Regions from separate parts of the Homo sapiens genome. Here region 2 is linked to region 1. A link is a contact called in ENCODE Hi-C or POLR2A ChIA-PET data. All regions are on one chromosome and are shown on one strand. Each heading gives the region's core, a stretch centred on a gene start or an enhancer-like site at or near the end of the contact. The rest is flanking DNA. Distances are from core to core; before and after follow the strand shown.

What was found. A loop is a pair of places that touch in the nucleus more often than their neighbours do. ChIA-PET counts read pairs that join two places held with the same protein, here RNA polymerase II (POLR2A). Pooled maps may share reads with other maps.
Region 2: a map of Caco-2 shows a loop between it and region 1 (2.4-fold over the local background). The contact joins the promoter of LINC02331 here to the enhancer-like site in region 1. A Hi-C loop is called at or near these places in 2 of 168 maps with a recorded cell type or tissue (Caco-2 and HepG2) and 3 of 50 pooled maps. POLR2A ChIA-PET finds 5 or more read pairs at or near these places in 1 of 52 experiments (HepG2).

Annotation. Positions count from the first base shown.
Region 1 is chr14:53,617,453-53,623,584 of GRCh38, forward strand. The region is part of intron 2 of LOC105370504 (a long non-coding RNA gene); the gene reads left to right. Among named protein-coding and RNA genes, the nearest start is that of LINC02331, 230 kb to the right of the region's middle. RefSeq lists a silencer at 4,172-4,241. Within about 2 kb of position 2,704, at least 2 of the 41 ENCODE cell types and tissues checked have a DNase peak (open chromatin) inside an H3K27ac peak, as active enhancers do.
Region 2 is chr14:53,846,919-53,853,050 of GRCh38, forward strand. It overlaps LINC02331 (long intergenic non-protein coding RNA 2331), which reads right to left and starts at 3,908. Exons shown (of 6, transcript NR_184221.1): 1 at 3,777-3,908; 2 at 2,897-3,052. RefSeq lists an enhancer at 3,167-4,366.

The sequences.
Region 1 (6,132 bases), core at 1,454-3,953:
CTTTTTTTTTTTTTTTTTTTTTGACAGAGTTTTGTTCTTGTCATCTAGGCTGAAGTGCAATGGCTGTATTTTGGCTCACTGCAATCTCCACCTCCCTGGTTGAAGCTATTCTCCCGCCTCAGCCTCCTGAGTAGCTGGGATTACAGGTGCGAGCCACCATGCCCAGCTGATTTTTATTTTCAGTAGAGATAGGGTTTCACTATGTTGGCCAGGCTGGTCTCGAACTCCTGACCTCGGGTGATCCACCCGCCTCGGCCTCCCAAAGTTCTGGGATTGCAGGCATGAGCCAACATGCCCAGCCGTGGCTTAAAGTAAAAGTTAAAAAGGATAATGTACTTAAAGTATTTAGCATAGTGTAGGGTACCTAGTAAAAAGTCTAAATATTGCAGACATTATTATAACATTATATTTTATTGTGATTACATATCCAATTCCTCCATCAGACTTGAGATTCTCCAGGGAGGAACCTACTCTATTAGTCTTCCAATCGCTGGCACCTAAGCCAATGCCTGACCCAGAGTAGCTGTCTAAACAATATTTCTTGAGTAAATGAATAGTGTTCCACTTTGAACCTAATCTCTCTTAAAATCTCTGATGCTATAATCCACTGAAATGCTCTATTCATGTGGCTATTTTGCCAGTTAGACCATAAGGGTAGGAGGGTTTCTTATTCTTTTTTGATTGCCTTAAATGTAGCACAACCTGGTACATGACAGTTGCTAAATAATTGTTTGTTGAACTGATGTTTGTTGGGTAAAGGTCCACCATGTTCCAAGGGTAAGACCATTATGAAACCTTAAGGGATATTTTCTCTACTTTAGAGTTTGTTTGCAGACAGTGGTCTCAGATCCCTTATGGTTCAGTACAGGAAAACAGAAACCACTGTAGGTTTTTCATGCAGGATGTGATTTAATAGAGGGAATTAGGTGCTATGGTAGGCAGAATTTATCAAATGGTTCCCCAAAAATCTTATACTGTAATTCTATAAGCTGTAAGTATGCTAATATAACACTCCTGTGATATATTATATGACTCAGTTTAAGAAAAGGAGATTATCTAAGGGGCCTGATCTAATCACATGAGCCCTTAAAAGCAGGCAGCTTTCTCCTCGTAAAGGAAAAGCAAATCAGAGTTAAAGTGTGGGGATGGATTTGACACAAGGATTCTGCTGCTGGCTGTGATGTTGTGAGAAGGACTCCACGTGGAGGATGCAGGAGGCCTTGTGGGAAGGAACGTAGGTGGCTTTAAGGAGTTGAGAGAGGCCCCTGGTTGATGTTAGCAAGGAAAGGGGAATGTCAGTCCTAAAAGCAGGAGGAAGTAAATTCTTCCAACCACATGAATGAACTTGGATGTAGATTCTTTCCAGCGCCTCCAGATAAGAGCTCAATCTGACTGACCCCTTGATTTCAGCCCTGTGAGAACCCAGAGTAGAGAACCAAGTTGAGCTCACCTGCTCTACGGAAGTGTGTGATAAGTGTTGTTTTAAGGTGCTAAGTTTGTGATAATTTGCTATATAAATTTTTTTAGTAAAATGAAATTGCTGCAACTTCCATTGCCTTCCATTGCCTGAAACAAATAGGAATAGAAAGCAAATATGAGTGCTTACTACATTGCAGAAAAGACTAGAACCAAGAAAGTACTATGCTGTGGAAAAGACTAGAACCAAGAAAGTAAGGTGGATTACTCTTAGCTTTCAGGTTATGTCACACAGGTTGCCACCTGAGGTCAGGAAATAATAACTGGCCCACAGCCTTGAAGCTGGTGCCTAGAGGTGACCAGCCAGCTACTATGTTGGTCACATCTGTGGGAGCTCATACTCAAGTCACCACCACCACCATTGACAGAGGAAGAGGCATCTCTTGCTCTCTTTCCCCTTACAGATATCTCACAAATGAATTTCATTGTCAAATGTAAGTCAAATTCAGAACCTTGGTGGAAAGCAAATCTGGGATATGTAGTTCCCAGGCTTCTGGTGCCTGAGATAAAGGGGAACATATATAAAGGTGGGGGGGGATAATGCTGATTGACCATGAATTTTACCCAATATGGCTCTTCAGACTTTCAAGATCCCTTTAAGTCAGCATTCTCATAGGAGTTATTATTTTCATTTTACAGACCAGAAGACTGAGCTTCAATTGGGTTAAGTATCTTGCCAAAGTTTCATAAATGGTATGTAGCAAAACCGAGAGTAGAACTAAATCTCTTTCTCCCCAAGCCTACATTTTTCAGGCTCTGCAGCTGGCGATGGCCTGCAGATGGAATTTATATTATTGGCTGACAATTGGGCCATGTAGACTCAACTGAGAAGGCAATGGAAGTTGCAGCAATTTCATTTTATTAAAAAAAAAGTTCTCCTGGTAAAGGGCTGCTATTAGACTCTTGGAATCCTGTCCAGCTTCATCTTCTCCTCCCTTCTGTCATCCAAGCTTCCTCCTTGGCCCACATTCCCTAACTTTGCACACAAACCTTGCAATGTATGCTCTGATTTCTGGGTTAAATTTGGTGAAGGGCATCCCCTGCTGTCCTTTTACCTGGTGAATACATGGAATTGGCCCTTCTCCTCTGCGTTTAGGGTCTCACTGCCCTCCCTCATTAGTTGGGATCTGGCGCTGGGCTATGAGCAGCATCAGTAGTATCCTCTACTAAAGGGAATCATGTAGCATTTCCCCCAGACAGCTCTATCTTCCCTGCATACCAATCCAATTACAAACAAATTGGGCCACAGGCTCAAGCATGAGAGCAATTTGGCCTTCTCTCCTCTACTGCTGACAGCTTTAAATCTGCTCCCTTTAAAAACTCAACTCCAGGAGGGGATTTTAGCACCCAAGCTTAAGAGCAGTGGGTGCAATTATCCCAAATATCAGGGTGCCGAGAGACTTAGAGGAAGAGCTCCAGATAATATTTTTCAGGGAAAAAAAAATTAAAGAGACAGGTTCTTTGGGATTTCCCCATGGCTGCAGGTTAGAGTCTTGGAGGCTGGTCTTTGCAGGTCTGTTATTAACTTGGCCTGACTTGATCGGCTCTCTCTGGATTCCCTTTTCCTCTCTGGCTGGTTGCCTTTTCTCTCCTGGACTCTGCCTTAGTGGTGAGGAATTCATTCCTAGGTTTCTGGAGGGAGAGAAAGAATGTTTCAGCTGTCTTTACTATGCCTTAAAAGACATAGTTTTTTTTTTTTGAAACATATGCTCATAGTTTGATAGAGCTGAACTCACATAAAAGCAGAGCATCTTCATATGGGGTGACAAGTGGACAGCCCACCTCTTCAGAAAGCCCAGGATCAGCCAGGCTTTCTCCCCATGATGAATCCCATGGGCAAGCTGCTGGGGGAGTTGTGTGAATTTGCTCCTTCTGCCTTTTAAAATGTCCATTTAAATGTACTTTAAATTGAAAATCCAACGTAACTAGAAAGAAAAACAGATATGAAGTAAGATTGTACATGTAGGGTTTTTTTTAATCAAAATTTTCCAAGTTCAGGTTTTCTTGAACTGTAATTATTGTGGGTTACATCTTGGCATTGATGCTTAACGTGCTACCTCCCTTTCCTTTGCCTTTTTGAGGGAAAGATCATTTGCCATTTTCTATCATCACACCAGCCACACTTTCCACATGAGGACCCACTGGGGTTTCTAGGGAAATTCACTTGAGTGAGGTGCCCAGCTGGCTGTGAGGCTGGGGCATTTCCCTTTTCATCCCCCATCAGGGGGGCCTCTCCTACACAAAGTTTGCCTCTCCCACACCACTCTTCTTTTCCCAGAGGTGTCTCCAGTGATTTCTAGGATGATCTAGAAGAACTTACTGAGATCTTTAAATAGTGAAGTGAAGTGGGTAGGTGCATTCTCTGCTCTCATGGAGTCTAGGGCCCCAGAGGGAAGCAGATAGGTATGGCTATTGCAGGAAGTAAAAGCAGTGCTGGGATGGGAAGAAAGGTGCCAGGAGAGCATGACAACAGGGTACGTAACCCCAGCTTAGCAGGAAGACTTCCTAGAAGAAAAGGCCATCAAGCATAAATATGTTAATAACATTGCCACAGTCTCTGTGACGGGTGTCAGAAACTGACTCAAGTAGAGAATAAAAGTGAGTGTCGCTAAGGGGAAATCCATCAAGGGAGAGCCTTCATGGGATCCACTTGGATGGACTGCAACAGTACCATGGCCATGCCAATGGACTGTGCAGCTGCACTTTGATGGCCTTTGACTCTCCATCACTAAGTCAGTCAAAGGGCCAGAGCTCCTCCTCCTTTATTTCCTGTCTCTCTTAAGCAACAGCTGTGTAACTCAGTGCCTCTTGATGGGGAAATGTTGAATAGGAGAGAGGAATCCCTAGAGGTCTGTGTGGTGAGGGGAGTGGGAGATGAGGCTGGATTTTCCTTCGGCTCAGTTATGGCACCTGCCTCACTTCATCTGAGCTTTCAGCCCTCAGGTCATGATAGAAAAGAAGATGCTGGGATCATCCTGTCAAACTGTCAAATTTGGGGGTGAATGAAATATTCACTAGGGAGCTCCAAGAAGCCAGAAAACTCGTATTTACTTTCAACTGGGGAGAATTTGAACCTATGTCTCCAGATTTGTAAGTCCAGGATATTAATTCATTGTGACATCTGGTCCTTCTCTTTGATATTTTAAAAATAGGCTAGAAATAGAATTGTGAATCCATGCTCCAAAGATTCTGGGAAAGAATGCAACTCTGAATGTATCTTGTTTATCCAGCAGGTCTGGTCATTTGTGTAACACGATATTTCATCCATTAGATGCTGTAAGCCAAATTCTAGTGCAGGGTTTCCATTTTGTTTAAATTGTCTATGAAAGAAAAGAATGTGGGAATGTCTGTCTTGCCATTTTCAAGGACTGTGGTGGCACCAGTAGCTGGCTTCTGGCTTCTAGTTTTTGCTACAGCCACTGGAAAATTTAGGACTCTCTCACAATCCTAAAGGCTGGGAACTAGAAAGAAAATTCAGCAGTATGTAACAAGAGCCATAATGATGTGCTCTTTGTTCCAATCAATCCACTCCTGTGAATGTCAAAGAAATGTCACTCGACAGACCCACAAATCTACATTCTCAAAGATGTTCCTCTAGAATTATTTTGTAAAAGGGAAAAAAAATGTAAAAACCACCAACATGTTCAACATTATGGACTGTTTTAAAAATGAGGGCACATTAACTTGAAGAAATATTATGCAGTCCTAAGATAATTATGAAAGCTATGCACATTCACAAATGTCTCTTGGATGGCTGCCATATGCCAGTGCTATTATATAGTATAGAAATATGCAGATTGCAAATCTACGTACTCTATGATATTAGCTACGTAAAAGATGTGTGCTGAGGGGAGAAAATCTGCAGAAATGTTATTAGTAGATAGGGTTATGGATGATTGTATGTTGTTTAATAAATTTGTTACATTGTCTTAAGTGTCAACGGATGTAAACAAATTATGATAAGAGTACAGAAGAAGGTGCTGCTAGTTTGAGAAAGACTTCTGACTATTTTTAAGTGTGAGAGTGATCACTTCTTCATTATTAGTTCATTTATATTTACACAGCACCTACTAAGTACTAGAAAATATAGCAGTAGTTAAGACAGACACACAATCCTTATAATTTTTAGTCAGGTCTGTTTTACTTTATTAATCTTATACTTAATGAATATTTGAATTTAGAAAGTCTCCTTTATAATTATCTATACTGATTTCCCTCTTTTCTATCTCCTTCTTTTCCTCCTTCCTTCTAAAACATTTGTTATAGAGATGGAATTTAAGTCATAGAGAAAGTAATTTGCTGAGATCACAGGGCTTGCTTGCAGCCAACCTGATATTAGACTGATTCTTGGTTTACTTGCACCCTTACTTCTCTCCTGTAATCCCTGAATTTCTTTTAGATATAAAGTTGGAGAATCAACAAGTCTTATTTGGAATCACAATTTAATCGTATTGGTCAGGGAGAGAATGATACAAACAAGCACTTCTCAAGCTATGTCCTATGTAGGCATCACTGGAGGATCTCGTCCAAATACAGAACTTGATTCTGTACTCTGGGTTGGAGCTTGAGGTTCTGTATTTCTCACGAACTCCCAGGTGATTCTAATGTTACCTTTTCTTGAGTTGCAAGGAACTAAAGGGTAGAAAATAATGGAAT
Region 2 (6,132 bases), core at 2,658-5,157, 230 kb after region 1:
CCCTTCATATGTCATTGTGTTTGTAAGATCAATCCTTAAAAGAGAAACAAAATTCTCTTTCTTCTAGGATCATTGATCAAAATCTATTTTTGATTACTAATAGTTTAGAAAAGTTGCTCTTAGCATTATAATTTTTATGGGCAATGCATATATTAATAAATTCTTAGGATGTTGTCAAATTTGAGGAAACTTCTATCAGGTTTTTCATATATGAACTGTAAGATTTCAGCACATCTCAAGTTTTCTTTATGCAGGGAAAACCCTTAAATACTCTTTGAATGAACAAAACTGAGTAACTAGTCAATGTACTTCTTATAAGTTTTATGTTATTGTTGCTGTCAGCATTTTAAGTCAGACATGTAAATATTTTTCTAATACATTCATGTAATTGACATGTTGGGATGAATAAAATATGTAACTTCACAAAGATCGTTTGTAGTACTGCTACATATGTGTGTCCTATAAACATAATAATTCTGATAAATTTGCTCTTGAGAGATTTCCAAAATATCTCTAAATATATTGAATACTTATTTTTTTTTTTGAGATGGATTCTCACCTTGTTGCCCAGGCTGGAGTGCAGTGGCATAATCTTTGCTCACTGCAACCTCTGCCTCCCAGGTTCAAGTGATTCTCCTGCCTCAGCCTCCCTAGTAAGTGGGATTACAGGCATGCACCACCACACCCGGCTAATTTTTTGTATTTTTAGTAGAGACAGGGTTTCATCGTGTTGGCCAGGCTGGTCTCAAACTCCTGACCTAAGGCAGTCCACCTGCCTCGGCCTCCCAAAGTGCTGGGATTACAGGTATGAGCCACCGTGACCGGCCTATCAAATACATTTTTAAGCATCTTCCTGGAAGCAGAGAACTTGTTTTGATGAGCACTGAATGATTCTGTTAAAATTGTACATGCCTGATGATTGGAAAAATCTTACACACACTAGCTTCTGGCTTTGTATATTTCAAACCGTATTTCTTCTCCATCACCCACAGACTTCCAGTGCTTGGAGCCATTGCTCGAGCACGTGCCCACAGGCAAGCTCCAGCTCCACACCTTTGTTTCATAATGTTGGCAAGTCGGAGCAACGGATGGTAGGAGTGGACCTGGGAGTAATTTCTACACCGAAACAGCTGGCTAAATAGCTCTACCTGGATCTGACTGCAAACAGTAGATGCTCTGACCTGAACCTAAATGGATCCTCCACTGAGCTGTCCTGTACCCCACTCTCCAAAATGCCTGTGGCAACCCAGTGCCACTCCAGAGCAGGCGAGAGTGGAAAGAACAGCCTTCATTAGCTGAAGTTAAAATATTTTATTTTTACACATTTTACAGAAGTAAGGGACTATATGGACATATGACTGGAGCCCTCCTAGGACTCCTAAAAGAGCCTATGCAAGTGAGAGGCCCTGAAGCTTCTGCGTCAGCAATTCACAATCAATTTGCTTTGGTTCCTGACTTTTATTCCATCCCTAACCACAAACTTGATCATGGAGAATGTTCCTGTTTTAAAATCTCACTTCTGGATTATTTGAATATAGAAAGTATGTTATTCTGTATGAATATATTCTAATTTTAAAATCAGAAAAACAGCACAAGCTTTTAAAGTATATTAGAGTTGATTGGGTTAGACTATAAGGCTGATCACCTGTTTCCCCAAAAACTCCATTTTGAAGGAGTTTAACAATAAATTAGATGCTTAAATATAAAGGGCTACTGAGGAAACTGTTAGAAATTGAACTGTTTTCTATGAAATCTGGAGAATATGAGATCCTATTGTGCTGCAAATATCCTCCTCCTACTACCACCTCCACCTTGCCCAGTGGATAACCTGTAACCACTCAAAGAGGCTCATAGAATCAAGCTGTCAACTTAAAACAGGGGTGTTCATCCTACAGATTTTTCAAATGAAAAAAACAGAATGGGTATCTCCATTAAATGAACACATCTATGTATTAACTAAAAGAAAATGACAGTAACAATGATCATTTCAGACAGAAATCTGAGACACTGAGGTACATGTGATACAAGTGAATTCGCTGAAAACAAGCAGCCTCCTGACTTAGAATGATGGGTGGCTCCGTCTGAGATGTGCAAGTGTGGTAAAAATGTGATTCCTCTTTCCACGTAGTTTGCCAGCCTTTTGAGCCCTCATTTCCATACCCTCCCTCCCCGCGCCTTGTCATTGGCCCATCCCTTATTTCATCTCAGCCCTAATCCCTACCCTGGGGAGCATAGTTGGAGATGGGGTGAAGTTCAAAGATGGGATAAATCTGAGTCACAATGTATTCATAATTAAAATAGATACATTTTTAGAGTTTGCTTTTTAGACTATGTCAAACTATTTTCCACCAAAACCAAATGGCCACATCCAAACAGCAAAAGCCCTAGTGAATTAACTGCATTATGAAGCAAAAATCATAGAAGATTATATAAATATTTTTTAAATTCTTCAGGAATAAATTTATCCCTGTATTGCATAATATTTTCTGGGTGGAACACAATAACACATTTCTATAACTCCATCATGTCTCTTATTGTTCCTTAGCAGCTTATTTTATTTGTCTCAACAGCTATTTTCAATAGAACTGCATTTTAAGGAACTTAAAAAGCATACTCTCTCCTTCCATTCTGATGTCAGATTGTACAATAAAGCAGCCCACTGTGACTATCGGGACGTAAATTTTACCTTTTAGGGAAGAGGAGTATTGAAAAATGCCAGGGGAGCATCTCCTGGTGGGAGAAAGCTAAAGAAATCCCTGTTTGTTCCAAGACAGGTGGCTAGGCATTCATATATCATACATACTTTCTTCGGGGACCATTTTGCTGAGTCAGCAGAGTGAAATCTGGTGAAATAGATCCACAAATCTCCCACTGGCATCCATTTCCTTCATCTAACCTTTATTGCAAGTAGATGTCTCCAAGACTAGGCATTCATCCATTCTTTCATCCGTCAAAAAATGATGACTTTCTGTGTGTTAGGAAACGAAGATATTTCAGTGAACGAAGCAGGCATGGCTGTTGCCTTCATGGAACTAACAGTTGAGCAGGAAAGCTGGAAAATAAACAAAATATTCCTCAAATAACTAATTCATCATAGAAGATTTCCCCCAGTTGTCAGGAGTGCTGAGTTTGACCGTGTGAGGTTGGGGGAGAAAGATGGTTGCCAAGCGCTTCAAATTCGTACTCTTTCACTATGAAACCAGAGGCAAAGCTGTTTCTACTCTAGTCCCCAAAATTGTAAGGCAGGAGGGCCCTTGATAACCCGGAAGGCTTGGATCACCATCCGCACCCCTAAGAGACCTGATCATATGCCCACCCGGTAGGTTGGGGGTCAGGAAAATATGTTCCAGAGGAGTAGAGATGAGGAAATTTGCTGATCAGACCAAAACAAACAAACAAAAACTCTACCCCTATATTCACATATGTATAGGCCATAAGTATCTGTGGCTTATTTTAAAATCAAGCAGAAAGCCGGTGCAATGTTTAAGCAAGGAAGTGATTGATCAGATTTATTTAAATCGCCCTGGCTGCATTGTGGACAATGGCATGGATATAAACTAAGATTAGAGGCAATGAGAACAGTTAGAAGATTATTTCAGACCAGCGAAGATGGTACCTTGGTGATGGCTTTGATGATAAAAACAGAGTCAAGAGCTATTTAGTAGATGAAATATCAACAGGTGGTTGACTATGAAAGGATAATGAAAAGGGAGAGATCAAGACAAACGGATTTCCAAGTTGAGCGACATATTCAGCAATTCTTAACCTAGCCGTACCTTAAACTCACGTGGAGATCTTCACAACAGAAATTCTGATTTAATTGGTTCAGCAGGTGGTCCAGGAGCAGGTATGTTTCAAAGCCCTCAGATGTTTCAAATGTGTACTCAGGTTAGAGAGTCCCTCTAAATGAGACAATCGTTCCAAGGTAGATAACACTGGACAGGGAGGAAGTTTCAGAGAAAATGCCATGCATTCCATCCTGTATGGATTTTTTTCAGAGAGGCTTGTAACTCTTCCAAGTGAGATATCAAGTTAAGAGTTGAATTACATATCCGGGTGTTAGAGGAAAGATCTAAATTGAAGACAGGTGAAAGTGATTGACATTCCTATTGTAATAGAAGTCATGGTTGAAGAGGCAATGGCCAAGGAAAAGAGTATAGTGAGAAAATAAAAGGGCCCTGAAAAACCTCTTATTAAAGATAGAGGATAATGAGTCAGCAAAAGAGACTGTGAAGGAATGTTGGTAAGTTAGAAGGAAACCAGGAAAATAGGCGTTGCCAAAGTCAATGCAAGAGAATGTTTCACGAAGAGAGTGCATAAGTGGGCTGAAAGCTGTGTTTAATTTTGACAAGTCCTGGAACTCCATCCTTCTCCCAACTGTCTAACCTCTGGGTTGATTTTAGGCTCTCCCCGTGATAAGGCTCTACTTTGCCAAAATAACCATTAGCAGAGAATTATGATTTAAAAGTCAAATTGTGGGAAACTCCAAAGCCCATTTTTTGAAGATTTGGAAAATAATTACAATCTCATTTCAGATACTAGACACAAAAGATAGCATTCTATGTTCACATGCAGTCACGATTTCTAGCACTTTCTTATATTATGTTCACCTGTTTGTGGGCTTGCAATTGGCAAGGATTGCAACTCTTTCAGTGTTTGCTAGCATTCTCTCTGTTGCCAAGCAGACACAGGGCAGAACGAATACAGAGTGATCTTTCAGGACTTGTCTTCTCTTCGGGCTCTTACTGTAACATATACAGATTTTTGTTACTGTCACAGTATCCATGTCATTTTATTTCTTTCATGTGTGTCCTCTTATGCTTTCCATGAGAGCAGGTAATATTATTAGATGAGCTTTTATCTCTGGGGCCTGTCACAGTGCCTAGCACTGTGAACTGAATACGTGTTTGCTGAATGAATGGAAAGTTGCATAATTTTTCTGTGAACTCATGAACAGCCAATCTGCAAATTCCATCTCTAAGTACTCTTTCATCGTAGACTGTAAAATATTGTTTAAATAAAGGATGTGGTTTACCCATGTTTAAATTTTAGGTCCATTTTCTATGGAGTTAGTAAAATCTCATTCCAATACAAATTGTTTAATCCCTTGGTGCCGGGGGTTTTCTGCCTGTAAAATAAGAATGGCAATGCTGATTTCCCCTGGCACTGCAGTGAAGACTGTAGAACTCAGAACTCTACTTGTCTGTAAGAGGTACTCGGGTTTGACAACCAGTTGATCACCATTTTTTCTTATTCTATCTGAGTATATGTTGGTTCAGGCACTGTGAGGGGCAACAGATAAGTTCTCTGGATCTATTTACAGCTGCTCCTGGAGCAGTTGCTAAAGGCTGGGTCATGTTGATTGTGTTTGTTTTTGTTTTTGTTGTTTGTTTGTTTGCTACGGGAGTGATTTTTCTAGAGTTCTCCAGCCCCTTTTGGGCTGGACAATAGGAAGTAGGGCAGACCTAGGCCAGCTACAGCAAATGTAGTCAATACTGGTTTTAAGGTCCATCAGACTTGGATAAGTTGTTCAGAGCTAATCTCCCCTCTAGTTCAATTCTGCTATCCAGTTGATGTAAGGGTCTCTTGGTAGAAAACATGTAAAAGAAGTGAGAGATTACCTTATCCAAGGGCAAACTTTCTGACTACAATTTAAATAATAAAATGTATCAACTCACTAGATGCATTGATTGATTGCCAGGCTCCTGAAGTGCCTTACCACATTGTCTCATTTTATATTCATGCAGGTATTGTAGCTATCCCCATTTTACACATGCAGAGAGTGAGGCTCAGAGATGTTAAACAATCTGCCTAGCATCACACAGCTAGCAATAGGCAGAGACCAGACAGAAACTCAAATCTCCCTGACTCCCAGCTCAGCCTCTTCACTACTATTCAATATTGCCCAGTAGATGCTGATTTTCTCTGTGTAGGCTTCTAATGTGCTTTTAGCGTAAAGCTAATTTTCATTAATAGGCTGAATATATGCAATCTGACCTCAAAGGACATACATAGGGGTTTTCTTCTCATTTAAGATTAGTTTGAGGCAAAAACAAAACATGAAATAAGATCAAGTACAGTTGACCTTTGAACAGCACGGGTTTGAACTGTGTGGGTCCACTTATACACTTA